Linked DNA regions of Mus musculus: regions 2, 3, 4, 5, 6 and 7 are each linked to region 1. A link is a loop called in an ENCODE intact Hi-C map of the cell type or tissue named here. Cell type or tissue: heart. All regions are shown on one strand.

Region 1 (4,000 bases):
CTGGAAGGGTCTTTTAAAAATTCAACAACTTGATTATAAGACCTTAAGTCATCTGGCTCACTACGCATGATAATAAGCCTGCCGCCACCAGGAAGGCAGGCCCCCCAGTGACAAGTCCTCTGAATAGCATCCTAAGGTTGAGCGCCTGGGATCTGAGCAGAGAATTGGATCTCCATAACTACTACTGTAAGCCCCCTGGCCTTTCACAGCCCGTAATCTTCCCTCCAACTGTCCCTATCACAAGAGGGCCATTCTTAATTTTAAATTCTAAGAAACCCATCGTCTCACAGAATTCTAAGGAAGGTAGTCCGGCAAGAACAAGAGGCCACTGCCTAAGAGTCTTCAATGAAGGAAGTTAAGCCAGGTCGCCACAGCCTGCCCCGGCTAACCCCCTTCCAAAAGGATGAAGCCTCCGTGCAGGAGTTCTTTCTATTTTGGGGGAACTTAACTGGGAACACAGATGTTTCTTCCGTTAGCCGTGTTGGCAGAGCGGCTCCTGGACGGCATCCGAGTTCTTAATGCAGGAAGGGGCCTCACAGACCATCTACTTGAATCCACTCATTCAACTGAGGAGGATACTGAGGCCAAGGGGGTACTTAGGTGGCACACCCAGCTGGTGGCAGAGGGGCAATGCTTTGGTGACAAGTTTTCCACACATTTACATCAAAAGTCGCTTTAAAGGAAAAAGTCCTATTTTTTTACTTCAACCCTGGATGTATGTCAATTGCTCCCCCCCCCCCCCCGTTTAATAAATCCTTTTTCTCCCACTTCAATTCCTGAGCCTCCCACCGCTCTTTCAGCTGAAACTTGCATCTGTTCTAATAGTTGAGCTAGCGCCTCAACTTTGAGGGAGTGTAGCTCCACTGTGGCCCCCAAGCAAGACTGTGGCAGGCAGCCTTTCTTTCAGTGGCCTCCCGGCACAAGTCAGGGAGTGAGCTAGTTTAAAGCTGATGCCCGGGAAGCGGCCTATCAACTGGCACACAGTAGGCGCTCAACAAGTGATGTGCTCCTCGCTGCCCAGCACCTGGCCCGGTAGAGCCGCGTTCCACCCTCTGGGGCTTTCAGCCAAGCGAGTAGCGAGTGACAAGGCCGGCTAGCGCGACTGGCCCTGCAAGGCAGCGCGACGGAAGGGGTGGATGTTTACATGCAGCCGGGACGAGCAGCGCCACTCCGGCAGGAGCCTGCCTTGCTCGGAGACCGAGATGGGTCTCACTCGCATCTGACTCGGATACAGAGCAGAGAGCCACAGGTTTCCTCCATATCTTGGAGCTCGAGCTCACACCTTCCGAGGTGCTGGGCCGGACTCCCAGCTGGAGATCACCCCTAAGGAGGTGGTTCCAGCTGCCGCGAAAGCACAAGCACGCCCCAACTTGAATTCGCAGGCCGGGGATTGGGGGTCCGGGAGGGCGGGGAGCTCGCGGCCAGCACGGCGCCCGGGGGTGGGGGAGATGGCTGCGGGACCCTGGGGGCTGACAGCGCAGCGGGGCCCGGGGCCCGGAAGGGGTTGGGTGGGACCCGTGGGACTGCGCTCACCCATGAAGAGGCAGAAGAGGTCCAGGCAGATGAGCAGCACCCGCTTGCTGCCGCCCTTCCTCGGGTTGTTGTTGAGCGCCGGGCTGCCGCCGTTCTTACTCTCAGGGACGATCGCCTTGTCGTACTTGTAGCTTTGCATGGCGCTGGCTGCGGGGAGCCTCCCGGGGCGATGCGGGCCGCCGCTGCTCAGGAGCGGGTATGCGGGCTCGGGACGCGGCGGCGAGAGTGCAGCCCGGCGGAGTAGTTCCAACTGCAGACGCGGGTAGGTTTCCCCTCTGGGCGCCTCTGCTTTCCTCTCAACCCCAAACTGTTCGCTAGTCCAAGGGGAAGAGAGCCAAATCCCGAGCAGGAACTTTTGCAGAACTGTGCTGCCCCGGACGCGTCCGGCTGGCGTGCGTCTGCGTGCTGGAGTTTGCGAGTGGGCAGCGTCGGCGTCCCGCCACGATCCTCCGCAGCTACTTAATGAATGGAGCAGCGCGGAGCCCTGCAACTCCGCAGCGTCCTGCAGCTAGCTCTCCTCAGCGTCTGCCCAACTCCAACTCTGCCTCCTCCTCCTGCTCCTCCTCCTCCTGCTGCTGCCGCCCGGGCTGCCGCTGTGATCGCTCGGTTTGTTTTCTGAGCTTATATTTCACGAGCGCCTTTAAAAAGCGAGGGGGGAGGAGAAGGACCTCCTTACTTGGCTCCAACAAGATTCAGAAAGCACAGCCCCTTCCTTAAGCTGCCTAAAACGTAGGATAATTAAGGCCACATTTCCCCCACCCCTTTTCCAAAAAAAAAAAAAAAAAAAAAATCGTAAAAGAAAAAGTTGTTCTCAAACCAGAGAATCAGGGAGCCCCTAGCGTTCAGAAACTCCAAAGCATCACAAAAGGGGAGGAAAAAAAACATATAAATAAAATTTTTTTTTCTTGCTGGCCTTTGATTAGAGGTGGGGAGAGGATCGGTGGGAGGTCTATAATACTAAAATGCTTTCTTTATTTACTTGTTTATTTATTTACAAATTTCAGCCTTGAATTGGATTATCCTAAAAATTCAATTTTCAAGGAAAGCTAGGTTGGTTGTTGTTTTGCTTTTAACGCTCAGCACCGGATAATTGTGCTAGATTCCGAAGATCCTACGGTGTAAAAGACTCCGGGCTGGGCGGTGGTGGCGCACTCCTTTAATCCCAGCACTTGAGAGGCAGAGGCAGGCGGATTTCTGAGTTCAAGGTCAACCTAGTCTACCGAGTGAGTTCCAGGACAGCCAGGACTACACAGAAAAACCCTGTCTCGAACCTCCCCTCCACCCCCCCCCCCCCCGAAAAAAAAAGAGACTCCAGAGCCAGACCCCCTGTTCTAGAATCCTATGTCTCTGTGCCTTAATTTCCCCGCGAGTAAACTACAGACACCAAAATATTTCTCCCCAGGCAGTCATGGTGGAGATATAATTGATTCTTTCTCATGTGCTTCTGCAGCAAAGCTTGCACAACAGAGGAGCTCGGTGAGTTGAGCCAATACTACTAGTTCTGAACGTGGGTAACCAAAGCCAAGCCTGCCCGCCTCTTTCCTAGTCCAGCTGGCCTCCGGCATACCTGAGCATTATTGGCCTTGACTTTCAAGGAATCTGATGTTTCCCTTTGAATACTTTTTATATGGTTTTATATGATTTTTAAAGTTGATTACTTTTTTATGAGCTGGTTTTTTGTTTTTTGTTTTTTTTTCCTTCAAGAGAATCAACACTTGAAGGGTCAGGACCCTCCCTTACATTTTCCTTAGTATCAAGCTTGGAGCACAGTACATAGCATACAAATGCACATTTCTTCCAAGGGTCTTTATAATACAGAGGTGGAAATGGCTCAATGGTTCTAGCATTGTTGTTTGTTTGTTTGTTTGAGACAGGGTCTCTCTCTCTCTCTCTAGCCCTAATATGTCTTAGAACTCACTATGTAGACCAGGCTGGCCTCAGACTCACAGAGATAGATCTGCCTGCCTCTGCCTCTCGAGAGCTGGAATTAGATGCAGCTGGTTCTAGTTTTTATAAAAAGATTATTCTATCTAGTATTCTATATCAGTCTATACAGACTAGTGTTTTGCCTGCATGTATGTCTGTGTGCCATATGCTCGAAGCACTCACAAAGGCCAAGGAGGGCTGTTAGATCCCTACAACTGGAGTTACAGATGACTGGGAGCCACTGTGTGGGTGCTGGGAACCCAATCTGGGTCCTCTGCAAGAACACTAGTTGCTCTTAATCACGGAGCCATCTCCCCAGCTCCAAGTCCTAGCTTTTGGATGGATAGTACAAATGATATCCGACTGCCCTAGTGGGCCACTCCATAACTCTGTATCCCACCGCCAGCCCTCTTGAGTATCCCTTTTATTGCCTACCGCTTCGGTCCCACCCCTCTACCTACATCATAAACCTTCCTCCCCTCAACTAGCACACTGTTTCTCCTCCGGTGCACCCTGATCTTTCACCCCCTCTCCTTGTCCT
Region 2 (4,000 bases), 120 kb before region 1:
ACTTCCAGAGGAAGTGGTGACTGAGCCACCATCTAAGGACTGAGTCACCTTTAAGCGGGGATAGGGACAGAGTGTAGGAAGGCTGAAAGTAGATAAGTGTTGGTGGCATTGAATGGTATCAGATTGCCTGTAAGCAGGCAGGGAAGTTCCCGGAGATATCACCTGGAACCTGAGAGCAGAGTCACCAGGATGGTACAGGATGTGTAACCTAGCATTCAAAGCCTGGGAGAGACCTTTGCCGGCCGTCAAACCTTTCCTTGAGGTAAGTGGAAATAAACAGGTTTGTTTGCCCTGCTTTCAGCCCCACAGTGTCCTGTTAGATAAAAACAAAACAAAACAAAACAAAACAAAACAAAACAAAACAAAACAAAACAAAACAAAACCCTTCTCAAAGCTGGGCAGTGGTGGTGCACACCTTTAATTCCAACACTCAGGAGGCAGAGGCCTGTCTGGTCTATAGAGTGAGTCTCAGGACAGCCAGGGCTACCCAGAAAAATCCTGCCTCAAAACAAAACAAAACAAAACAAAACAAAACAAAACAAAACAAAACACCTTTTTCTAGCTGGAAGATAGGCCTCCGATATTGGAGGGCAGAGTATGGCAAGATTCTCTCTCTGAGGGCCAGGCTTTGTCTGCAGTTCTCTATGAAGGGACTGACCTCTGCCACCGCAAAAACAAGGCACGTCATGTTCATTCAGCGAGCATTTGCAGTTTGCCCAGCAACATTCACTTAAATGCTCTTACTTCTCAGAGCAAAGTTCAAGTCCCAGGTTTCCCAGCCAAGGAGAACTGGCTTCTAATCAAGTCTCATTAACTGTTACCCCTGGGCCAAGCTATGTCACCACTCCTGGCAGCTGCTTTCTCTTTGTCACTTGAAGCCAGTTCCTTGCCATCAAGGCAACAGGTAGAACAGTGTATTCTAAGGTTGCCATAGCCAGGTGCCACAGCCTAGTGACTTAAATCACAGAAACACACGCTCTCACAGCCCCTGGGGCTGGAAGTCTGTGGTCAAGACAGAACACACACTTATTGATTTTGTTGTTGTTGTTGTTTGGTTTTGGTTTTGGTTTATTTTGTTTTTGAGACAGCTCTGGATGGCTTAGACCAGACTGTCCTTTAATGTACAGAGGTCTTCCTGCCTCTTCTTCTTGAGCTGGAACTAACAACATAAGCCAGTTGCCCTTTCTTACAAGACACCAGTCATACTGAATAAGGGACAAATATGGAAACCCTGGAGATGAGACCCTCAGCACAAGGCTTTAGAGCAGTGATTTTCAACTTTCCTAGTGCTGTGACCCTTTAATACAGTTCCTCATGTTGTGGTGACCCCTCAACCAATGCCACTTAGCAACTGTAACTTTGCTAATGTTATAAATTGCAATGTAACTATCTGATATGTAGGATATCTGATATTCAACCCTTCTGAAAGGGTCAGTCGATCCCCAAGTCGGTTGTCACCCCCAGGTTGAGAGCCGCTAATTTAGGCAAAACATCATCCGGCCCTAGCAGATGAAATAGCATATCCAAGTTTCTTCAGAGCCTGGCACTTGGCACACGCTGAGCAGATCCACGGACCATGCCTTTGGCAGGAGTCCATGGGGAGGTTTGGGACTCAACAGTCACTGGTTCTTGCCCTCGGCTTTAGATTCCTTGGTTTTAAGCCTGCCTTGCTGCCTCAATGATCTTGGCCAGATCTTAAGTGTTCTCCAAGATAACAAAAAGCTCGTTGCACACCGTAAATCCTGTGTCTTTTTGTTCTCACCGAGTCCTACCTTGAGTTGCTCACTCTGACATGCTGGGAACAACCTGAGAAGGGAGCAGAGAACATGACGTTCTCAGAACGGGCTCACCAGGGCCTTAGCTTTCTGCCATTGCTGCTGAGGGGAAAGCAGGGCAACTCTAGAACACTCTCCTCCCCACCCTCTCCTACTGTCCCTCAGAAAGGGTACCAACAGCTGTCTGAGAGGAAGTCCGTGGCACTGCTATCAGAGACCTAACTTTGGAAACTGTACCCATGAGGTTCATTTGTCCCCAGATCACCCACTGGTATTTTAGGCCACAAGCATTCCTCTGGCCACCTGCCCTGTTCTGGTATGCTGGGAACAGCTAACTTCCCTCAACTAGTGAAGTTTTTTTTTCCTTGAGGTCACTTTCTCATTGTCCTACTTCCCGGGTGACATGTTAAACGGGGTGTTGGGTACTTTGGTTTGTTTGAGGTATTTTTTGTTTGTTTGCGGTTTGTTGTTGTTTTGGTTTGGCTTTGGCTTTGTTTTTAAGATCATATCAGCACATCCAATTGGTAGCTTGAGCCCAGGCAATTCCTAGGGACCAGCTTTACTATACTGTTCAAGCTTTTTTCTTCGAACCCAGTCAAATCCCGATTGGCTTACAGACAATTCTGCTAGGCTCCTCCCAACAACGGCCTAGCAACAGTTTACAGCATCACCAACACCGTTGCTGGCCAATTGAGAGTCAGGTGCAGCAATTGCCTGCCGGTCAAGTGCGAGCCAGGAATGGCAGCATAGAAAGAGAATGAAGATGGCTGCTCCATACCCCGACCTCTCTTTCTCTCTAACTTCCCCCATACCCTCTGTGTTCCCATGCATTCCCACAAAGTCTCTCGCTCTCCCTCCCCCTTCCCCTCTCTCTCTTTCTCTCTCCCTCCTTCTGTGCCCCACCTTTCTTTGCCCTCCCTCCTCTGCCTCTACCCCTTTCCACCCCTGTTCCTTTCCCTTCATCCATGATAAACTTCCTTATGTCAGGTCTGTCGTGTGGCGTGATTTCTCAGAGGGACACCTTGGCTTGGGCGCACCAAGTACTCCCGTACTCCCTCTGCTGCTGCCACAGCTTTCTATTCCAAACAGTAACTGGAAGAGATGAGTGCTGGATCCTGAGATGGCACTTTGACACCCCACACCCCCAAATAATGCTTAAAGACAGAGATAAAGGATTTTAAAGAGCATTAATTGCTCTCTAGGCCAATGAGGGGTTCCTTGCGCCCCTTTATGAGTGCCATATTTTGGCATTAATTTTCAAAACAACTTCTGCTCGTTATGGAATTGGGAAATGGAAAGACAAACTGTGTGTGCATTCAGACTGATGCACAGGCCATCTCCTGTCTGTTAAGATCGTTGCTACTGGTGCTCGCTTGCTTTCCTCCAGTCTTCCTTCTTGGGAATCTGGGAGCATGCTAGAGTTAAAGTTTTATATCTTTATTGTCTGCATAGCATTCTGTTAAACTGATGTGCCTCCATTAACTTAGCCATCCTGCCACTGTTAACTAAGCCATCCTCCTGTCACAGAAGGCTGGCTGCTGCATCTGTTTTCTCTTTTGCTGTTGATATCTTTTGTGTTTGCCTTATTTAAATTTATGTGCACTGTCTGACCTGAGTCCTCAGCAAAGCTATTTCTGACACCCAGCTACTTTACCCACCTTTTAAAACCTCATCCTTAGTGTCAGACGCTATCGTCTTAAAACAATGTGAGTAAAGTAGTCACCTTCAGTGAGAAGCGAGGACCGGCATGAGCCACCGCCATAAAGAGCTGAAGTACAGCCTGCTTGGCTTTGCCTGTTTGTCTGCAGCATTAGCGGTTGGACCTAGAGTCTTGTGTGTGCTAAGCCAGTGCTCTACCACTGAGCTACGTCTCCAAGCCCTCTTCTTGATTCTTTTATTTTTGAGATGGAACCTTGCTAGTTTGTCCAGTTTTGACCCCAAACCTGTGATTTTTTTTTTTCTGCCACATCTCCCAGAGCAGGCTGATATTACAGGCACGAACCCACTTCTTTAGGCTCTAAGGCCCTTGCTCTTCCTATCCATCTGTGCTCTGAGTTAGGAGGCAGGTGACAGGAGCCAGCACCATTTTCCAGCTGGGAACTCACCCACTCGACAAAGTTAGAAATGTTGTACCTTTCAAAACAAAACGTAGAGAGCACAAATGCCTCCCAGCATTGCCAACAAATGTGTGGAATGAAAATAAACAGACGTGCCGTGCACCGTCA
Region 3 (4,000 bases), 270 kb before region 1:
CCGGTCTCTTCCACATCTTGTTTTGCTCCTTGACCATGAAGGAAAGGCTTTTTCTGTGCTGTGTGTCCCTGTCAGGATACTGCTACCTCACTGTCATTCCAAAGGGGCTAGCAGACTGTGTGACGCAACAGGAATGACTGTGAGCAAGAAGGAAAAGTCTCTCTGCATCCGTTAACTCAGGGGTCTGTCAAGGTGACATATGTGTCTCAGGGTGACAGACAGCTGACCAGCAAAGGACCTTACATCCTGGTGTCAACTCTGGAGCCAAACTGCCTGGGGCCAAATCAGGCCCTGCTGCTATGCTGTGTGGCACAGGGGAAGTTCACCTACCTGTCTGAGTTTCATTCCCCTGTCAATGGTGTGAGGCCAGTGTGACTGTGCTTGTGTCATGGGTTTGGTTTGAGAACATTTGTAGTGCATTGATAGTACAAATTGCTTAGGACAGTACCTGTGTGTGGCACATCATGTAAATATATGATATGAATGTAAATGTTAGGCATGATCAGGGAAATGTTTCTTTTTTTTTCCTATAAATAAAATTGCTTTTATTTTTTGAGAAGCTGCAGACTTAGTGACAAAATTATCAAAAGCTACAGAATTCCCAAGGATCTCCCCCATCCCACCCCTGCGGCCACATTATCTCCCCTGTTATCAGCATCCTGCATTGATACAGCATATATGTTACAGTTAACGCTGAGCCAGCATTGACACACTTCCTGACTGAAGTCTGTTCCTTACGTTAGGATTGTCTTTGTATTGTGCACTCTGTGGATTTTTTGACAACTAGGTGTCAGGCATCCGCCATTGCAATGTCTTCCAGAATAGTTTTATTGTCCCTTATTCTGGCCTCTTGACCCCTCACCCAACTACAGTCTGTCACCGACATTCATACTGTCTTTATGGTATGTCTACCAAGACATATGTCATCTTGTGAGAAACATATGGCATGGCACGCAGCATTGCAGATTGGCTTCTTTCTCTTAGCCGTATGCATTTACATTCCACCCCCACCCCCGTCTCCCATTGCTTAAGTTTTGATTAGGAGGAGAGGTCTTCACTCAAAGCTGAATGAGGGTTCTCTAAGGAAGCTGAGCGAAGAATCTTTGGCCCTTTGTTCTTGTGCTCTGGAGAGCTCTGCACCTTTGCCCTTAAAACTTGATTTCCTGCTCTAGAAAAAGTCCCACCCCTAAGGCATCTGGCCTCTCAACCGTGACCCTTTTAAAATGCAAATATTCTGAGATCCCTGTAGGAGTTTCAGGAGTGGACCCAGGGCGTTTTCCTGCAGGAAGAGGCCATCATCTGTCCCCATAGCCCCTTGCCTAGAGATGGGACTCTGGAGAGCGGAAAGCAGAAAGGTAGATGACAGGGAATTCCTTACCCACGTCTTCTAGCTGGAGGTTCAAATAGTTTCAGTGGTCACACTTCATGAAGCAAGAACAACCACAAAAATCAGAACACAGCAAAAGGTCTTGTAAATTTCATCCATGAACATACATGACTTGACCATATTTAATTTTTAGTGATAACTTTTACCAAAAAAATAGCAGTTAAAGATCCTCAGAACTTTTAATTTATCAGCACTTATTTATTTACTGAGCACCTAAGAATTTATGATCCTGTGCAAGTACAAAGTAGTGTGACCTCAAGATAAAGCAGATGGATACGTGTTTCTGCCCTGCTCCATCAAGGAAGGCTTCCCGGAACAATGGAACTTGATCATGGAGGTGGAGGATGACCTAGATGGGAACATGACACACTAGAGAGGACCTGGGTTGCTGACAGTGGGACTCTATTCTAGAAAGAGTGAGCAGCTCTGTTGGGCTCAGAAGAGGGCATTCTTTAGAAGTGGGGCCTGGGCACTCCCAGGTCTATGGCAGGAAGTATAGCCTGCAAGAACATGGAGCTGGGCACTCCAGTTCTGTAGCTAGGAACCATCGCCTTCGAGGATGTGGGCTAGGCACCCAACAGGACAGATTTCAGTTTACCTCTCTTCCCAGGCCCAGCCTTTCCTGAAGTGTAGTCCCTGAACCCTTGTCCCAAACCCCTGTTGTAAGTTCTTAGAGCATTTAAGGACTTCCTTCTTCCGGCCCGAGTCCTTGGCTGCTGTGATCTTCATTGTCCCCCTTAAGGAACAACTTTATTCTCATTTCTGAAGGTCAGACAATAGAATTCTTGTGAGAGGTCCTTCTCTGGAACCAGACAACAAGGCAACCTTGCCTCAGCCTGAGGAGGAGTGGGTGGGGCAGCATTTCCTTCCTGGAAATCAGTTTGCCTGCACTCTGGCTCCCCACCCTGCTGCTCTGACCACTGCCTTGTCCTGCCAGGACCCTATCCCCCCACCCCTACCCCCACCCCCATTCCTGATTACCCAGCAGCTACTCCTCAGCCCTGTCCTTGGTGACGGTTTTCCACATTAAAGGTCAGACTCTTGGGTGACTCAGCTGTTTTGTCAAACAGCTCCCCCATGCTTTCCAAGTCAGGGAAGGCTTGGGTCTGCAGAGACTACATAGAAATAAATCAGCAAACAGGTGCCTGTAAGCATAGTCTTTTAATCTGTCTTTCTCCTGACTGCCTTCATGTGTCTATGAACACACCATACACACACTCACACACACACACACACACACACACACACACACACACACACACACACACGGGAGGGGGAAAGAGGGTACTTGGTCCTCTTATTACTTGTGCTCACCCCACTACCTTCCCATTACTCATCATTCTTGACCCTGCTCCACCCCCACCCCCACCCCATGCCCCAGCCAGTTCTCACACCATCAGGGACCTGAAGGCTACCTGTGGTAGAATGAAAACACCAACACCTTGAAATCAGAAAGAGTTCAAATGACAGCTATAGCAACTGTTGTACTAATCTGTGTAAGGTATCACTCTCTCTCTCTCCTCTTCTCCCTCAGCCCAAGTCCAGAGATTTAAAGAAAAAGGAAAGACTTTCCCTGTGGATTGAACTACTCAGCTCATAAGTAACTTAGAACAGTGGCTGCAACAAAGTGTTATCATAGTGTATATGTCGGGTCGTCCCTTAAAGCCAGACTGCCCATGAAGACCATAAGGAGGCAGAGGGAAGAGAAAGGGCTCCTGCTTCAGTGGGAAGATAAAGAGAATTAATGGGTTTGACAAAATCTAGTCACTAGACTCCTATAAATCAATCTATCCTCCCTCTCTTCCTTTAATTAGCAAATTTCTCCACATGAACCAAATGGGAGAGTCCTGTCTTCCATGCACACTATGGGCTGAATTTCCCAGCCTTCTTTGAATCTAGCAGTGGCCATACAGTGGAACATAAATAAAGTAGGGGAAGACAGTCTCGTTCTCGGGTCACTTTCTAAACAGAGAAGCAGAGGAGGAGGAAGACGAGGAAGACAAGGAGGGGGAGAGGAAAAAGTTGTTCCCCTTGCTTTCTTTTGCTCTTCCCTTTAGCTAAGGATGGGTTGATAATTTCCTTGAAAGTAGACAGGGAAGCCACGTTTCATATGACAAACTTCTAGAGTGTTGCACGAGGGCAAAAGCACATCTGTTTGATTTAGGTCCTGTCGTTGAATGAGCCCAAAATAGCAGCGTAGTTAGCCTCCGACTCATTTCCAGTGAGACCTCCCCCAGTGGTTTTCAACAGATCAGCAAAGCTCTGTTTCCTTTGTTGCCTCTGGCCCGATTCTGACAATGTCTGTCTTACCTAAGACTGTGTCCCTTCCCACCTGGCCCTGGGTCTCCAGTCAGTCCTCACCCCAGCCCAGGACAATTTCAGGAGCAGTAACAAAACTTTCTACAGTAGGTACATGTTTCAAATTGTTACACTCCTAGCACAGTGTGCTGTCACTTCTATTAGCATGGAATATTGCCACTAAGGAGACCTAGATAACAAGAGCGCCCATCAGGGTAGCTTTTGCTCATTTTCTTCTTCAAATGTCTCATTTAGTTTTCGACACTTGATTGCAAATCATGCTCTAGTACCCAAAGAGTGTTCTTCTGGGACCAT
Region 4 (4,000 bases), 500 kb before region 1:
CTAGTGCCAAATGCTACCTAGCCAAGATTGATGGATGCTAACTAAAAGGTTGTTCCATATAAAGGGGGTAATGCTGCATCATCAGTACTTGGGTTCTCAGTGGCTTTATATGCATCCAAATATTTCATCATTGTTCCATACTTTGGAATTAATAATTGTTGTGTTCCACCCTTGATAAGACTGCTTTAAACAGGTATCTAATCTGACATATGCATCGAAGTATTATCAAGTTTTCCCTTTCAGATATAATATTAAGTATCAAACTAAGAGGTCATTCATATTAAATGATTGATGGATATAATGTTGGATCTAACAGAGCTCATTAAAGGAGGAAAGAAAACTTACAGCAGGGATAGTGTGCCCTTCTAATGAAGCATTGCAGTCAAAACAGAATTCACAATGGAGCTGTAGGATGTGATGCTGTGTTACCTGAAGTTTGTTGCTAAGGATGGCCCTGCCCTTGCCTCATGAAGTAAGATACTATTCAAATATGTATACTTTGTAGGGCTAGTACAATAACCTCATTATACTTAAATACTATATTAAATCTGAAGAAGTGTCTTATTTTTATCTTGGAGAACACAATTTGAGAATTTCTGCTTTGCATATGGTCTTAAATCTCTTCACCAGACTGTGAGTCCTTGAAGCTTGCAGATTAAGTATGTGTCCTATGGTGGTTTGCATGATACATAATTAAATATCATAGACTCTGGCATTTGAATACTTGGTCTTTGATTGATGGCATTGTTTTGGAAGACTTAGGGGGTGTGGCCTTGGTGGAGGAAGTATGTTACCAGAAGTGGGTTTTGAGATTTCAAAACTTTAAACTGTTCTCGGTTTATTCTCTGCTTCCTGATCACAGTTCAAGATGTTGGCCCCAGTATCCTGCTCCAGCCTGCTCCTTGGTGCTGTGATAAGAACTCTTATTCCCCAAGAATCATAAGTTCAGACAAACCCTTCTTTCTATGAGTTTCCTTGGTCATAGTGCTTTCTCACAACAATAGAAAAAGTCACTCTATAGCTTAGTAAATGTCCCTGAAGTTGTCTGATTGTGTATAGTTGGTTGAACTTTATTGAGAGAATTAAAAATCATCTATTTCCGGGGCATTTAAATAAAAGATTAAAAAATAAGGTTCCTTTCCATAAACATTGAAACAAAAAGTTTAAGAAAAGCATTTAAGTGGGCTGTTCCTTGTTCTTACTAAAAGAAAATTCCATTGTGTTATTTTCTCCTAAGAGCTAGAATTGATGTCTTCTTTATTCCTTGGTGATATGTCTAGGTGCTTCGATTCTAAATGAGTTCTCTCATCTTTTGAATGGGCATTTTCACTTATCTATCCTGTCTTATCTTAGACTTCACTTCCAATTCTATCACACCCAAGACTGGGTTTTGGTAGCTTTCCATGGGTCCCATAGGCTCCATTCACTGCCTCATAACTTTAAAACTGGCTAAATTGACTTCCATGAGAAAACAACTACACACCCATTTAACATTAGATTCCTTGAACCAACTATGTGCTCAGAAAATATTTCTTGCTGAGGAATTGGGGGAATCAAAGGGGCTCAGAGGATGAAGTACTTGTTGTACACTTCTGATGACCTGAGTTTGATTCCTGGAACCTACATAAAAGTGGAAAGAGAAAACCAAACTATCTATGTAAAATTGTCTTCTAACCTCCACATATAAATTGTGGCATGAACACACACACTCACACACACACATCATATAACATACAATAATAATGATGATAATAACAAATAAAAATTAAAATAATTATATAAAGATGAATGGGTGTTTTCCCAAGACAGCTAAAAGCATACATAGAGGGCCACAAAAAACCAAACTCGTCCTTATTATTGTCAGTGATGTGGGATATGAAATAACTTGCAGAGAAATCTGCTTTGGCCATCACTGTTGCCTGTTGATCCCATCTGCCTACTCAGCCCCGCCCCTTCTCCCATTACACTCCCATGGAACCTTCCTGAATCTGACCTCATGCAGGCAGGGCTGGGGGGTGGGTGCCTTTTAGCCTCACTAACCTAATTGTTCCTCATTTCCTGCCTATAAATGGTGCAAGGTGTGGAGCTGCACCTCCCAGTGTCCCAATCTCAATCATTTGTCTGCATTAATCGACACTAATGGCTTTTACAAATGTAAGTCTTTAAGCTTTAGTAAGTTACATGTGTTTGAGGAAACCATTGAAAGGAGGCAAACTCACTGATCCTGGAACTTCCAAGGAAACGTTCTCAGACGTCTTGAAGGCAGGGGCAGGGCCCAGCATTCCAAAGCCGGGTGCCTTTGCTCCCAGATCTCCTGAGAGAGTAAGTTGTTATTATTAATAAAGTGTGACTTTTCCCAAATGAAAGAACAAAGCCCTGTATGTTCCCAACTGGGTAGAAAAGACAAGCACAATGAAATTTCAATTACATCAGGTTTTCAATACCAGAAACTGTACATTTAACTTACTTGTGTTTTTATATTCTTTTTATATCTGTTTTTACATTATTTTAAGTATTAGATAAAAGCGTAAATATATTTCTGCCCTCTAGCTCCCAGCTATAATACTAGCAGCATCTCCCATCTTGTCAGTAATTTTTATAATTGTAGTCATTCTTATATACCATATGTTCTGTTTTTCATGTTGTAGTATCAATACATTTTTACTCAATATTCTACTTTAGATAACTTTCAACATGATTAAAATTCTGGTGAACTAGTGTCTCTTATTTTAGTACATTTAGTTTTATATTCTTAACTGTTCCTGTACTAAAATGTTTAAATACAAGATATATAACATATGTTATTAAAGTACATAAATATATTTATAAAATATGCATGTAATATATCGTAAGTTTATATATTTATGTACATATTATATACATATAAATATATAAAATAAATTTATATATTATATACAAATTATATTTCTACATATATTAAGATGTATAAAGTCTATTTTAAATATAAGATATAATTAAAAAATAATTTAAAAGTAACAAAAGGACAAAAATATTCACAACTCATATGGAAGACTGGGAATTGATCACTCACCTTGGCATATAGTAGTGGGAAAATTTCAAGGGTCCTCACTAAAAGGTTGTGTCAGAATAGAAATCTAACAACATATTACTACTTTGAAGTGTCATTGCAAAAATGATTACTCAGCGCAACTGAGAGCATACCCAGCTGTACTTTCCTCTACATAGATTCCCCACATGTGCAGAAGCAGAAGCTCATGTGTAGGTACTTCACTTCCAAGTGACTTCTAGAAGAAAGAGTGGCATACAGCCAAGGAAGTGCACAGAGGAACTCAACAAAAGGAGCTCATCCCATTGAAGAAAAGCAACCCTTCATCTTACCAGAACTCCCACGGCCAAAATCCACACTTCCATCTCCAACATCTCTAACGATTTCCTCATACCTAGCCAATACATGGGTGCATTCTTGGTGGACCTCATCCTAGAGGGATAGGAGAGCTTGTTGCCTTTAATGCATAAACCTTGGTGACTCTTGCCTTGTGACTATTGTGACCATGCATGGAAGTATCAAGGATCACTTTGGTGAATCCCCTAGGTTTCTGGTATATTGTGCCTTGTTTCCACTCTATAGCAACAAGCCTGGTGCCTCTACATATCCAGAGTCCGTTATCCTCATCAGGATAAACTGAGGTCTTTGTCTGTTGGTGAATGATAAAGGGTGCTTGTGACAAAATGGAAACACAGTTTGAAGCTTAGTGGAAATCTTCCAGTGTCTCTTGATAGAAGTATGCTCCAAATTGGAAGTTAGGATGTTGACGATAAGAGTCCAGAACATGGTTTTCTCAACCTGGGGACCGTGACCTTTTTAGCAACCCTCTATCTCCAAAAATACTATGTAACAATCATAACAGTAGCAAAATTACAGTTATGAAGTAGCAACGAAAATAATTCTATGGTGTGTGGGGGGAATCACCACAGCGTGAGGAACTGTATTAAAGGGTCGCAGCAGTAGGAAGGTTGA
Region 5 (4,000 bases), 390 kb before region 1:
TCTTAGATTTAAAACCATAGCATTTATTTTCACTACTCCCCTGTTAATCACAGGCTTGATACTTTTAAAGCCAAAAGAATCTTCAGGGTTACGCTGTTTAGTTTTTTTTTTTGTTTGTTTGTTTTGTTTTGTTTCACAAAGGAGGAACGTGTGATTCAGAAACAAGAAGTCATTTGAATTTTAGATAAATTTCTGGAAAAACAATTCTAAAGACTCAGATTTCTGGAAGTGGAAGGACCAAGTCTTGGTTTCACAACATGAACACTAGTGTTGTTTTACAACAGTTCTTGGTTAGGGGGTGAGCTTTTGTTAGGTGACCAAACACTTAACAAGAAACCACTTAGAGAGGAAAGATTTATTTGGGCTTACAGTTTGAAGAATTCTGATCCATCAAGGCAGGGAAGGTATGGAGGTGATCCTATCTGATCCTTGGTGGCAGCAGCAGGAGACAGCTGGGTTTCTTACATTCCAGTGGGAAAGGATGAAGGGAGGCAGTGCTGGCATTCAGCAGGCTTTCTTGTTCTCCCTTTGTGTACAGCCTAAGATGCTAGCATCAGCTTGTGGGGTGCTGCTGCCCACATGAAGAGGGGCCTGGGAGCAGTGTTTGACTGCTTAGCTAATCCTCTCTGGAAAGGTTCTGGCAGACATATCTAAAGGTAGATCTCACTAGTGAGCTGTCAAGTTGACAGAATTATCCACCACGTGTGGCTGTTGGACACACTGTGGGATGATCAGCCACATCTCTGGTTTCTGCCCACTGGATGCCTGTACTCAGTCCTGCAGGCATGAGTGATCCTAAAGAAGAAAATCACCACTGCCCAAGGAAACTAGTGGTGACCACTGGTTTCATACAGTCCCTGCATGTGATAGATAGGGAAACTAGACTCAGAAAATTAAAGAACACCCCCCACACACACAAGATCATTGAAGAACAGAGTTATTGGCATGTGTAAGGCCAAGACTCAAGTCTCTTAATTCTTAGCAGTGTTCTCTTTACCAAGCCTGGAAGTCTTTCTTATTTTTATTAACTTAATTTATATTAATTATTACTATGTGGATATATGGTGCATGTGTGTGTTTGCACATGTGTGCATGTGCGTGTGTGTATGCGTGTGTATGTGTGTGTGTGAGAGAGAGAGAGAGAGAGAGAGAGAGAGAGAGAGAGAGAGAGAGAGAGAGAACAGGTATGAACTTGCCATGGTGAGCACATAGAACAAATTGTAGGAGTCACTTCTCAACTTTTCCCATGTGAATTCTAGGAATCAAACCCAGACATCAGACTTGTATAGCAAATACTTTTACCCATTGAGACATATGCCCGGTCCTCAAGCTTGCAGATCTTAACCATGAGTCATTCAATAACAGATTAGTATGAAACTGCATGCTTTTGATGAGAGACTAGGCCATTGACAAGGGAGCCAGAGCTTGAGATCAGCAGATTAGGTAATCAAATTTCAGCTCATCTATTTACTAACTTTGTACCACTCCCCAAATGAACATTCTAAGTCTTCGTTTATCACTTGAAAAATAGATTATAAAAAGTATATAGTACTTACCACATAGTAGTAAATTGCTATTGTTACTATTATTCTTATTATAATTAACTGGTCCTGGGATCAGTAAACTATATTTCACATATCCCCCTGTCCTGCTTACTTTTTAAAACCTGTGAACAGAAAATGTTTTTTAAATTTTTAAATGTTAAAAGTAACACTACTGTTTGTGACACCTGTGTACAATTCATAGTCCAGTGTCTATAAATAAAGTTTTATTAAAACACAGTCATGTCAGCATATAGAATCTACAGCTGTTTCCTACTATAACAGAATTGAATGCTTTGCAACAGATGTTAGATGGTGTGTAGAGGTTGATACACTATCAGATCCTTGTGGGGGAAGACTGCCAATCCCATTGTTCAACCTTTAGTCTCTATGAAGAAAAAATAATTACAATCTGCACAGTGCCCTCTGGTGTGCGGGAGGTACTATAGCAAGTGAACTCTTCACATTTCTGATGCCACTTGAAGTACCTGTAACCATTGTATTTAAGATATTTCCCAGGGTCTGTGTTCACCAAGGCTTTTCAAAAAAAAACATAGGCTCCTAAGTCATCCAAGGGACATTAAAAACATTTACTTTTTATAGACATCCTTTCTTAAATCTCATTGTAAAATCGGTTCTTAGAGGTGTTCTTTCAAAATCTGGAATATTTATCAAAAAGAAAGGAAACGGCTTGCTCAGTGTTAAGCCAACTGCATATTTTAAGAGTTCCATGATTTGGACAGTACAATAAAGAGGGATATCCTGGAAAGGGGAAGACAGATGCGAACTAGCTGCCAAGATTAAAATTTAAGGGATGTTGTCTGGCATTCTTTTTAATACCTTGGGCATCTTGGCTATGGTTTAATCTTACTGTAGACAGAAAGTTTAGTTGTCCTCATACCTGTTTTAGAACCTTAACTCTTACAATAGCTAAATAAAATTGATTTTCAAATCAGTGAAATCTATATACTGATTGTCTAATACATGCCAGGTACCGTTCTGGGCATCAAGAAAGACAAGGAGAAACGTTAGTTCTGCTATCAAATATTTCTTGGCATCTCTAGTTCATCAGTGAAGCTGTTGAGTAAACTTCTTTCAGTACAGAAGTCAGGCATTAGATTAAACATTCTATCCAATTGAAGAAAGTTTTACTGAGGACCTTTGTCCAGCGATCTCTTCTCATGGAATCCATGTTACCCATATACACTAGTAGATAACTCAGAACTGAGTAGGGCTCTGCTATTATGATCATTTCGTTCTACATACATCTACTCGATCATTTCATTCCTAAGTTCACCTACTTTCTGCCCTTTGAAGTAGCTCATCAGTAATTACAAAGAGATAAATACTATGCAGATGTTTTGAGGAAAACCCATCAAGTCTTTCTGAATGAGAAAGAACAGACTGTACAAAGAAGCAACAATAGGGCACGTCAAAACTGATGAACTCATTGGTGATGAGATAGTCTGCGGATGTGTTCAGCCACATCTCTGGTTCCTGCCCACTGGATGCCTGTATTCAGTCTTGCAAGCATGAGTGATCCTAAAGAACAAAATCACCACTGCCCGTGGAAACTAGTAGTAGCCACTGGTTTCATACAGTCCCTGCATGTGATAGATGAAGAAAACTAGGCTCAAAAACTTGAGCATAAAGCCAGAATAAAACAGAATAGTAGCTACAAAGGAAGGCTGAGCCCAGTAGAACCATTTCTTCCCCCATGGAGCACCAATCCAAAACCCAGTCCAGAAGAGATGGAAAATTGTCAATAAAATATCAAGCCAGGTCGGTAATCTGGGGGCCAAGAATGAGGTGGGAACTTCCCTTACTGTTGCTAGTGGCAAACATAGACTGAAGAGATTCATTTAGAAGAAGGTTGCGGGAAGGGGGCTCATGGCTCCCCAGGGGGAATGGATGGTGAGTACTCAGAATGAACCATACCAACAGTCAGGAATTTACTCTCAATTTGTAGGACTTACTATATTCAGGTCCTTCTCAATTATCATGCATTTATGACAGAGGAACTTTGTGTGGCTTGTCAGTCCTAAGAGATTGTGAGCTTGTAAGCTTAGGTCTCATGTAGCTGGGAGCCCAGGCAGCAAAGAGACAGCAGAGTCAGTCATGTGAGAGAAAACATAGCCCACATGACAGCAGAGGCACAATCCCACCCTCCCCTTCCTTGTCCCCTAGGTTGCCATCTGCACATATGGCATCGAGAGTCCCATTACCTCTCCTGAGTAATTTGGAACAGAAGTAGGACTCACTCACATTGTTTAATTCTGTTTTGATTAAACCTACTTGAGTCCCAAACTGTCAGTCCCACTGCAGGAGGTACAGGACAGAGTTAGACCCAACTTCCTCAGGAAGGATCCCTTGACATTCAGACCCTTGAGGATGCAAAATCGTGCACTCCTCTGCATAATGCAATAACTGTCTCTTCTTCACATCCTATCATACATATC
Region 6 (4,000 bases), 250 kb before region 1:
ATGCATCCCAGTGTTGAGTCTGGGGCTGGATGACCTGCCTGTTTTGTAAAGTCTCCAGAGGAATGAGGCTCTCAGAGCACAAGAGGTCAGGCTGAGATGACGGAGCCAGGCATTCTTCATGTCCACAAGCTACGTGAGGACACAGAGAATGTTTTATTTGCCCCTTTAAATCCAAGTCCTCCAGACAGCACCCATTATGGAGCTTGATAAGGCATTTGTTGAATGAATTAGTAAGACATCTGCTGAATGCGTTGATGACTCAACAAACCAATTTCCACCAATTTTATATGAACTCGGGCTAAAATTAGTGTTGAACACAGTTTCTGATAGACATCCACTCTGTGCTTGCCTCTTCGGTAAACATGCAAACAGATAAAGGTGATTCCAAACCCACTTTTAGTTTGCCAACCACTAGTCATCTGAAGCACTTTCCTCAGTCCAGTGAGGCACTGACAGGCAAGCTTGAGGACCAACCATATCCAAGACTTATCCAGAAAGGAAGAAGAAGAAGAAGAAAACAGATTGTCACTTCCTCTACATAGTAGGGCAAGTCTATTGATAAACTCAGCACATGTGTCCCACCCTGGTGGAAGGCATGAGCTGTGTCTCATGCCCCTAGTGTCTCACTTAGTCAATGATTGGCCAATGACTAAAGTCACAGCATACATTCAAAGAAAATGGGTTTTGGAAGAAAATTCTATGGACAATTTATGTAAGAACTTAAGTGACTTTTAGCATCCACTGTTCAGGGCAGCATCTTTTGTTTTGCTTTTTATTAACCTACCTTTGACCTAAGGAAGAATGGCTTGCCAGCGTCCTGAGATTGAGAACATAGCAAGCCTGCATTCATTTTGCTCTTACTTTATTTATTTGGTGCTAATAGGGTTAAGAAAATGACTTTTACAATTTCAAAAAAAAATACAGGGTCAATCCTATCTAGCTAAGGATGAGTTATGAGCTACATATCTGACTTATTAGATGTTAAATGGTTCAATTAGTATGATTGTACAGAAAACTCACCCCCACACCGCTGGACTGAACTAAGTTGTAGATACATTAAAACTGTAAGTTTTGAGCTTTGGGTCTTTGTTTCATCGTCTCTTCTAGACTGTCATTGCCAAAAACTATGCAATTTGTGGTTGCAGATTTTCACATCACCACTGTATTTAGGTAATCTGACTTACCCTCTTTATGTGCCTCAAGATGAACTTCTCATAATTTCAATCATATGGAGAATTCATACATCAAATCCATTTACTGCCTCATCCTCATCCCGTTCTATTAATCATAGCTTTACTTTGAACCTCATTGTGAGACCATCATGTCTATAAAATACAGTTTCTCTCATCAGACAGTTCATATCTAAATTTAATAGGCCACTTTGATTATTTAGTCATGGTTTTGTTTTGGTCTTGCATTTTGTTGTTCTTGTTGTTGTTGTTTTTTGGATTGTTTGTTTGTTTGTTTGTTTGTTTTCAAAAGAGCAGTGAATAGGAAAGACTGACAGTGCAGTTTGGATCACTGGCAGTTTCCTTTTGTCATAGTGGCTCGTCTACATTCAAGCGACCGACCCTGAGGAGATTTTGTCATTTCCAATTATATCAGTGTGTCATGATGGCCATACTTACAACCAAATTAAAAATAAAGATGGCCTAAATCAGTTTTTTTTTAATCTATCTTAACAAAAAAGACTAAAGGAAGGGGAATGGACTATTGCTGGAGCAGACTGTGGTATAGGGAGAGTCCCCAGACACAAGAAGGAACACTGGAAATTTTTGTTGAGTCATGGGGGGGGGGGCGATGTGTGGAGTGTTTTGAATACTACCCACACAAGGTAAAATGGCAGCTGCCATTGCAGGACAATCCCTCTGTCTTCTACTCTTCTGTGCTTCTACTCCCTGCTCAGCAGTTTCTTGGCTCTAGGGGACCTGGGGACTAGCTGGTGGTAAGAATACTGGTGACGAAGGAGACAGAGTAGAATTGGTTTTAGAGCTATCCTGAAGAGCCAGCTTGTATATATTCTGCATCCTTTCTTAGAAGCCTGCCTCAGATTGAGGCAGAAACTGACCAAGACAAGGAAGGGACGTTGTCCAGGCATTGCCAGGTCCCAGGTTGAAATGAAGTCACAATATCCTTACGCACTTGCCTGGCTTCCTGCCGTATGCTTGCCCTAGCATCCTGAGTGTGTTACTTAACCTGTCTGAGAATCCATTTCCTCCTGTATAAAAAAAAAAAAAAACATTGGCAAGAAATCCTGAAGATAGCCTTATTCACTTAGTGTTCGTCACGGGCCAGGCATCCCAAGTACTCAAAGAAATAAGCAGATTTATTCCAGGTAAAAACCCAAGCCTGTAGGTGCCTTTTATACAGAGGACAGAAGTTACTCACTTTAGAGAAGTGAGTAACTGCAAGCAAAGACCCCCCCCATTTCTGATCCCATCACCTCCACCCTCCACCTTCATCCCCAACCCTCCACCACCACCACCTCTACCCTTCACCCCCATCCCCACCACCTCCACCACCACTCTGTACCCCACTCCCATCTGCCATGCCCCACACCACTTAATCACATGAGTTAGACAGCTGGAGTATTTAACACAGAGCCTACAGCAGCATGCAAAAGCCTGCAAAAGTCCCTGGCTAGAGGGCCGAGCACCTATCTGGCATGAATGAATATTGCTTTAGAAATGTCAGGAATGTGCCCTAAAGTTGGACCTGAGCCACCCTCCCTGGCGTGTGGGAAGTTAGGATTAAAAAATAACCAAGGCTTTAGATTACAGAGCACGAACAGCCTGGGTGCATCCATTGGCCCAGCCAACTGTCAGCCCCTTCAGGAACATGAGATCCTCTGGAGGGAAGGATTTGGGATAGCCCAAAATCTGAGAGCAAATTAGAGTTCAATACTGGTCCCCATATGCCATGTCAGGGTTTGAATGTGGCATTTTCTCCTAGGGGTCATGCACTGGGGTTTGGAGAAGTGATTGGATTTTTAAGAGTTCTGACATGTTCAAAGGATTAATCCCTCTGGATAGTCATGGTAATGTGGAGTTGTTAGGGGGTGGTGAAATGTAAGACCTGTGACTTAGAGGATGAAGGTCACTAGGAGTGGGCCATAGAAAAATATGTCTCGACTCCTGCCTCTTTCTCTTTTTCCCTCCTCCCTCTCCTTACTACGCCCCACCCCATTTCCTGTTCATCAAACAGTACAGCAATTTACTATGGCCATAATCTTCAGTCTCATCTCAGGCCCATGCACAGAACCAGCAGACTTTCTGAAACCTCTAAAAGCCATAAGCCAAAAAGAATTATCCCTCTTTTCAAATCAGTTTTTTTCCAGTTATTTGTTATGGTAACAAAAGAAAAATCTAGTATATGCTTATAATTCCAGCTCATGAGATATGAAAGTTGAAGACTCAGGCATTCAAGGCCAACTTCACATGTTTGAGTTAACTTCACAGTCTAGCCTACATGAGACACTATAGACTATAAGCTGCTACCTAAGATTCAAACCTGTATTCCACCACCACCACCATTATCACCATAACCCCACCACAACCACCACCACAACCACCAGCACCACCAGCACCAGCACCACCACCACCACCACCACCACCACCACCACCATCACCCTGCACTGTTTTGTAAAGAATCAAAAACGGGAGTTGGGCACTGCAATCATATTGAGCCCATGCACACGTGTCTTCCTTCTGTCTTCTGCCTGCCCTCTTGGATTTCTTTGGAAATAACAGTCTTCTTATTGACCTCACCAGTTTCTAGCAGTCACCACTGGCCTTTTCCTTGGAACAGAGGTCCTCTGGGGACATCTGCTTTGAATGCCCAGATAAGAGACATTTGAATGGTGTTTGTCGAGGGCTGAGAGCTCCAGACTTTCTTCTGACATTTTTAAATTCCTTTTCAGCTCAGGCCTAGAGCCCTAAAACTAACTAAAGGACCCCATCTCATTCTCCTCTCCATTCCTTCTTTACTGGTCAGACCTGGA
Region 7 (4,000 bases), 100 kb before region 1:
GCCTAGCGTGCTACGACTCTCAGTATATGTCACCGGAAATTATCGTTGTCTTCCTCCTGTCAGGGACTGCATTAGAAAAAGGGGAGCTCACCTCTGGGGTCTGTTATCCTACCACAGGGGACACTGTGTCAGGAGTGGCTTGATAGATTCCAGATGACATATTCACAGAGGTAGAAGCTAGGTACATTCAGGCTTGGCATGCTACTGGCTAATTTAGTCAAAGGTCTTGTGGGGGAGCTACTAGGAAGATGTGTGATGTGTTTCTCTTGGATGTGAGCCGGCAGACTGCAGGCCTAGAGTTAGTGGGCATCATCTTACCATGAGATGGATATTCAGAAGGAAGCCAGTGTGAAGAAAAGGGCCTGGATGGGAGGGGCAGGTATCATACATAATGACATACTGGAGCCCCAATCTCCTATACTGCCCTCCCCGCTTCCCCCCATCCTACCCCAGGTCACTGAAACCATGTGAAGTGACTCATTCCTTCACAGAGCATGGTCTATCTCGTGGTTTGTCATAGTTAATGAAGAAATCCCAATTACCACACAGTTGTTGAGACGGCAGAAGTGAAACTGGAGTCTGGTCAGGATGGTGGAAGGATGCACTGGTGAGACCTACAGAGCAGCTCCGCGGGGCAGGGCAAGCTTCAACTTCTTTATTCAGATGATGGGTATTGAGTCATAGCTGACAATACTCCTTATGCCTGGAAAGGGTTCATAGCGTATCTGTGACTGCTACCTAAAGAGCGTAGTGGGTATGTCCCTACGAGTAAAGAGTCAAGTCTAGAATAATGGACACATAAGAATAGTTCCGTCTAGAAAGTGGAATTAGAAGGCGGTCTTTCACTTTCTGCTTCAGATCATAGTGAACTAATGAAGCTATCACCACTAAGTGTGCTAACACTTAATCCCAGCCTTAGGGAGAGTGTGAGGCAGGAGGATTCATCCACAGTTTGAGGCCAGGCTTATCATAAAGGAAAACCTTTATAAAGGAAAGAGAGAGAAAAAGAGAGGAGAGAGAGAGAGAGAGAGAGAGAGAGAGAGAGAGAGAGCGAGCGCAGAGGGAAGGAAGGTAAGAAAGAGAAAAGAGAGAAGGGAAGAGAGAAACAGAGAGAAAAAAAGTTATTTTCAACCAATTTGTATTATTTGAAAAACCAGAGCAAAGGCTATCTCAATTTTAAAGAGTAGGGCGATGGCAGTGCCACACTTCTGATGCCACACTTCAGAGCACATTATATAATTCCCCCACAGTATTTGATGCCAGGGTCTGAGTGCACAAACAGTAGTCGCCTACAGCTAGCAAACATGCCCCGAATCTGCCCAGTATCCCAGGCACTCCTAAGGAAAAGGACAGCTTCGCAGACGTGAGAAACCTATTAAGATCTAAAGAAACTAGAGTGAGCCGAAGTCTTCTCCCCCTGCCTTGCTGAGAACTTTCTCTTACAAACATCTTATCCCCTCATCCTGAAGAGTCAGTCAGTGAACACTAGACACACGCCAGCTCAGGCCATCCCGTGCACAGGACTGGCTTTATGTTATCTCCTTTATTCTTTAACAGAAACCTCTGTCAGCAAATCCTATATGTGGGGAGATCCAGGCTGAGGGTAATGAAGGAGGTCCCTGGGCCCGCCATTTCCGATTGCTTTCAGAGCTCACCATTCTCTACTCTCCCGGGGAAGTCTTCCAGCTGACTCTGCCCACCCCAATTCCTTCTCTGGAGAACAGCGGGTGATAAATGATGGACAATCCTCACCCAAGTTTCCACATTTCTTACCCCAGGAGCCTTGGTGTCTGGGACTTTCTAAAATTAAGCCGCTCGCTTCCTTCCCTACCTTGAGCCAGTTTTAAATATAGGCTCTCCTATCATCTTCCGTGTTCCCTGATTTCCTCTGTGCTTCACGGACCATCAGATCCAGCAGTACTTTTCCTATTGCCCCTCACCACTTCCTTTGAGGATCTCACTCGTTACTCATTTTGGATCCGTGGTCTCATAGACGTTCTTTCCTGATGCACGTTAGAAGACGCTTTTCGGGGTTTTAGTCCACCCTGACGGTTGGAATCCAGGATATCTTGAGACCTGTACAACTTGACCTTGAGTAAATTTCTTAGAGGCAGTGAGATGCGGAGAAAGGATAAGCTGTCCCTCTTCCTTCTCCTAACATCCACGAGATGCTTAATACATTTTCCCCAAGCCAAATGTAAGGGTTAATTGAACAGTTTCAGTATAAAAGTTCTGACCTTAGCCGGGCGTGGTGGCGCAGGCCTTTAATCCCAGCACTTGGGAGGCAGGTGGATTTCTGAGTTCGAGGCCAGTCTGGTTTACAAAGTGTGCTCCAGGACAGCCAGAGCTACACAGAGAAACCCTGTCTCGAAAAACAAAAAAATAAAAATAAAAAAATAAATAAATAAAGTTCTGACTCCTGGTACCTAGAAATTTTAAGATAACTTCTGTTAAAATAATTTTACATTTTTATTTATGTATTCTGTCTCGATTTATATTTATGTATTATTAAAATTGTATTATTGTAATTATGCATATAATTATATATAGAAATAGTGGAAGCTGTGAGCTTCCAGGGCAATGTCAACACTACCAGTAATTGCTATAAACTTTATATTGTTTCTTTAACTCAAAGTGAGTTTTTAAATCATACTGACCTCATGAGTTAAGTCACTTAAAGTAATCCTTGCCCCTTTGAGCAGGCAGTATCTGTGAGCTATTATAATCGCTACATTGGTATGCACTGGGCTTTTCCACGTGTCAGTCTCTGTGCAACTCCCTGCATTCTCATATTCACAGTCCCATCACCTCCATCCCTTGAGCTGGGTGAAGGTGACTCACAGAGAGAAGATGAATTGCCCCAAATCCCACAGCTAGTTAGTGACAGAGGCTGGGCTAGTGTCAGGGCAGTCAACACCAGAGCTCCCCTTTCACCCACCATGAGCTTATCACCCCTGGCTTCAGCTACTTCCCCAAGGAACTCCTTGGCTCCTTCCTACCCAGATACCTCAGGGACATAGCGACATTAATCTTTGTTTCCTTCTGCTATTTATGGTCTGTTACCTTGCTGATACCGTATCACAAGAGTTGATTCATCAGAAATGATGTCTCCGTGGTTATGACTCTAAAGCTCCCAGAACATTCCGGAACCTCCACCAATATGTCCCATGACTGATTTCAAGTCATGAATGATAGAGCACTTATCACGAGGCAGGAGGCAGCCTACTGTGGGAAGAGGAAAGGAGAATGACTAGGTTAGAAGGCCTATAATACGCAAGTGTCAAGGACCTGCTGAATAAGCTGTGTACACACAGCCTACCATAAACAGGAGGGGTCAGCCCAAGCTGCTGACAAGCAGGGGCACTGCTGCAGAGACAGTAAGCCGAAAAACTAAAGCCACAGGAGCTACCCTTCTCTACAGATAAGGGAGGGGCTAGTCATGGTTTCAGACTCCCAGATCATCATCCTTGTCCCCAAACTTGCTCTATTTCTCCAATTTCATCTGCCCCAAAGAAATGCCTTCCATGTTACTCTGTCCTCACAGAGCAGAATGCACCTGTCATGGAAAACAATATTAATAAACCAAAGCAATAGCATAAGGTAACCAATACTTAGACAGAGCCTTAAACATCATTTTCGTATCAGAACTGAACTTTCTTTGTCAAAGCCACTTTCCCTTTAAGACCACAAACTTTCTGAGCTGGAGGAAGGCAGAATGATGATAAATCTACCAAGCCCAGCAGCCCCTTCCATCAACCCTGTAATGAGAAACACATGGAGGCAGAGGGGACTGAGGGTGGGGTGGGCAGAGTTCAGGAAGCCCCACCCACTTCTGGGGTACATGGGGATTTGTGGTATATTTCAAATATCCCAGCATTCCTAGGGGGGAAGTGACAGATAGCAGAAGTCCCTCTATAGTTGGCAGATGCGGGTCAGCAAAGATAACAAAGGCCTCCTGTGAGGAAAGGCCATAACCTGATGTTTTCCCTGCTTTCTGTGC

What was found. Hi-C counts contacts between places; a loop is a spot of excess contacts. Peaks named below come from ENCODE experiments on the same cell type or tissue, not always from the same donor. Only the 100,000 strongest peaks of a DNase experiment are listed, where the experiment ranks them.
Region 2: a loop joins it to region 1, with 8 times the contacts of the local background. A loop is called at or near these places in 2 of 42 quality-filtered maps.
Region 3: it touches region 1 in a loop (6-fold over the local background); 6 of 42 quality-filtered maps call a loop at or near these places.
Region 4: it touches region 1 in a loop (6-fold over the local background); 3 of 42 quality-filtered maps call a loop at or near these places.
Region 5: a loop joins it to region 1, with 6 times the contacts of the local background. A loop is called at or near these places in 9 of 42 quality-filtered maps.
Region 6: a loop joins it to region 1, with 3 times the contacts of the local background. A loop is called at or near these places in 3 of 42 quality-filtered maps.
Region 7: it touches region 1 in a loop (8-fold over the local background); 2 of 42 quality-filtered maps call a loop at or near these places.

The regions. Positions count from the first base shown.
Region 1 is chr4:105,155,497-105,159,496 of GRCm38, reverse strand. It overlaps Plpp3 (phospholipid phosphatase 3), which reads right to left and starts at 2,150. Exons shown (of 6, transcript NM_080555.2): 1 at 1,534-2,150. The coding sequence starts at 1,672. Gm29838 (a long non-coding RNA gene) reads left to right here and starts at 2,826. Exons shown (of 2, transcript XR_376486.3): 1 at 2,826-4,000. In heart, CTCF peaks have their summits at 135, 1,167 and 2,376; DNase peaks (open chromatin) are centred at 106, 486, 1,036 and 2,116; H3K4me3 peaks cover 2,771 bases; H3K27ac peaks cover 2,150 bases.
Region 2 is chr4:105,276,795-105,280,794 of GRCm38, reverse strand. No RefSeq gene overlaps it. Among named protein-coding and RNA genes, the nearest start is that of Gm40217, 40 kb to the left of the region's middle. In heart, no CTCF peak of the experiment used is centred here; DNase peaks (open chromatin) are centred at 764 and 2,004; H3K27ac peaks cover 42 bases.
Region 3 is chr4:105,422,243-105,426,242 of GRCm38, reverse strand. No RefSeq gene overlaps it. Among named protein-coding and RNA genes, the nearest start is that of Gm40217, 110 kb to the right of the region's middle. In heart, a CTCF peak has its summit at 2,469; a DNase peak (open chromatin) is centred at 2,202; H3K27ac peaks cover 290 bases.
Region 4 is chr4:105,656,833-105,660,832 of GRCm38, reverse strand. No RefSeq gene overlaps it. Among named protein-coding and RNA genes, the nearest start is that of Gm29922, 190 kb to the left of the region's middle. In heart, no CTCF peak of the experiment used is centred here; a DNase peak (open chromatin) is centred at 1,972.
Region 5 is chr4:105,550,458-105,554,457 of GRCm38, reverse strand. No RefSeq gene overlaps it. Among named protein-coding and RNA genes, the nearest start is that of Gm40217, 230 kb to the right of the region's middle. In heart, a CTCF peak has its summit at 1,981 (motif pointing left); no DNase peak of the experiment used is centred here.
Region 6 is chr4:105,402,036-105,406,035 of GRCm38, reverse strand. No RefSeq gene overlaps it. Among named protein-coding and RNA genes, the nearest start is that of Gm40217, 85 kb to the right of the region's middle. In heart, no CTCF peak of the experiment used is centred here; DNase peaks (open chromatin) are centred at 2,135, 2,665 and 3,815; H3K27ac peaks cover 224 bases.
Region 7 is chr4:105,260,375-105,264,374 of GRCm38, reverse strand. No RefSeq gene overlaps it. Among named protein-coding and RNA genes, the nearest start is that of Gm40217, 57 kb to the left of the region's middle. In heart, no CTCF peak of the experiment used is centred here; a DNase peak (open chromatin) is centred at 1,783; H3K27me3 peaks cover 330 bases.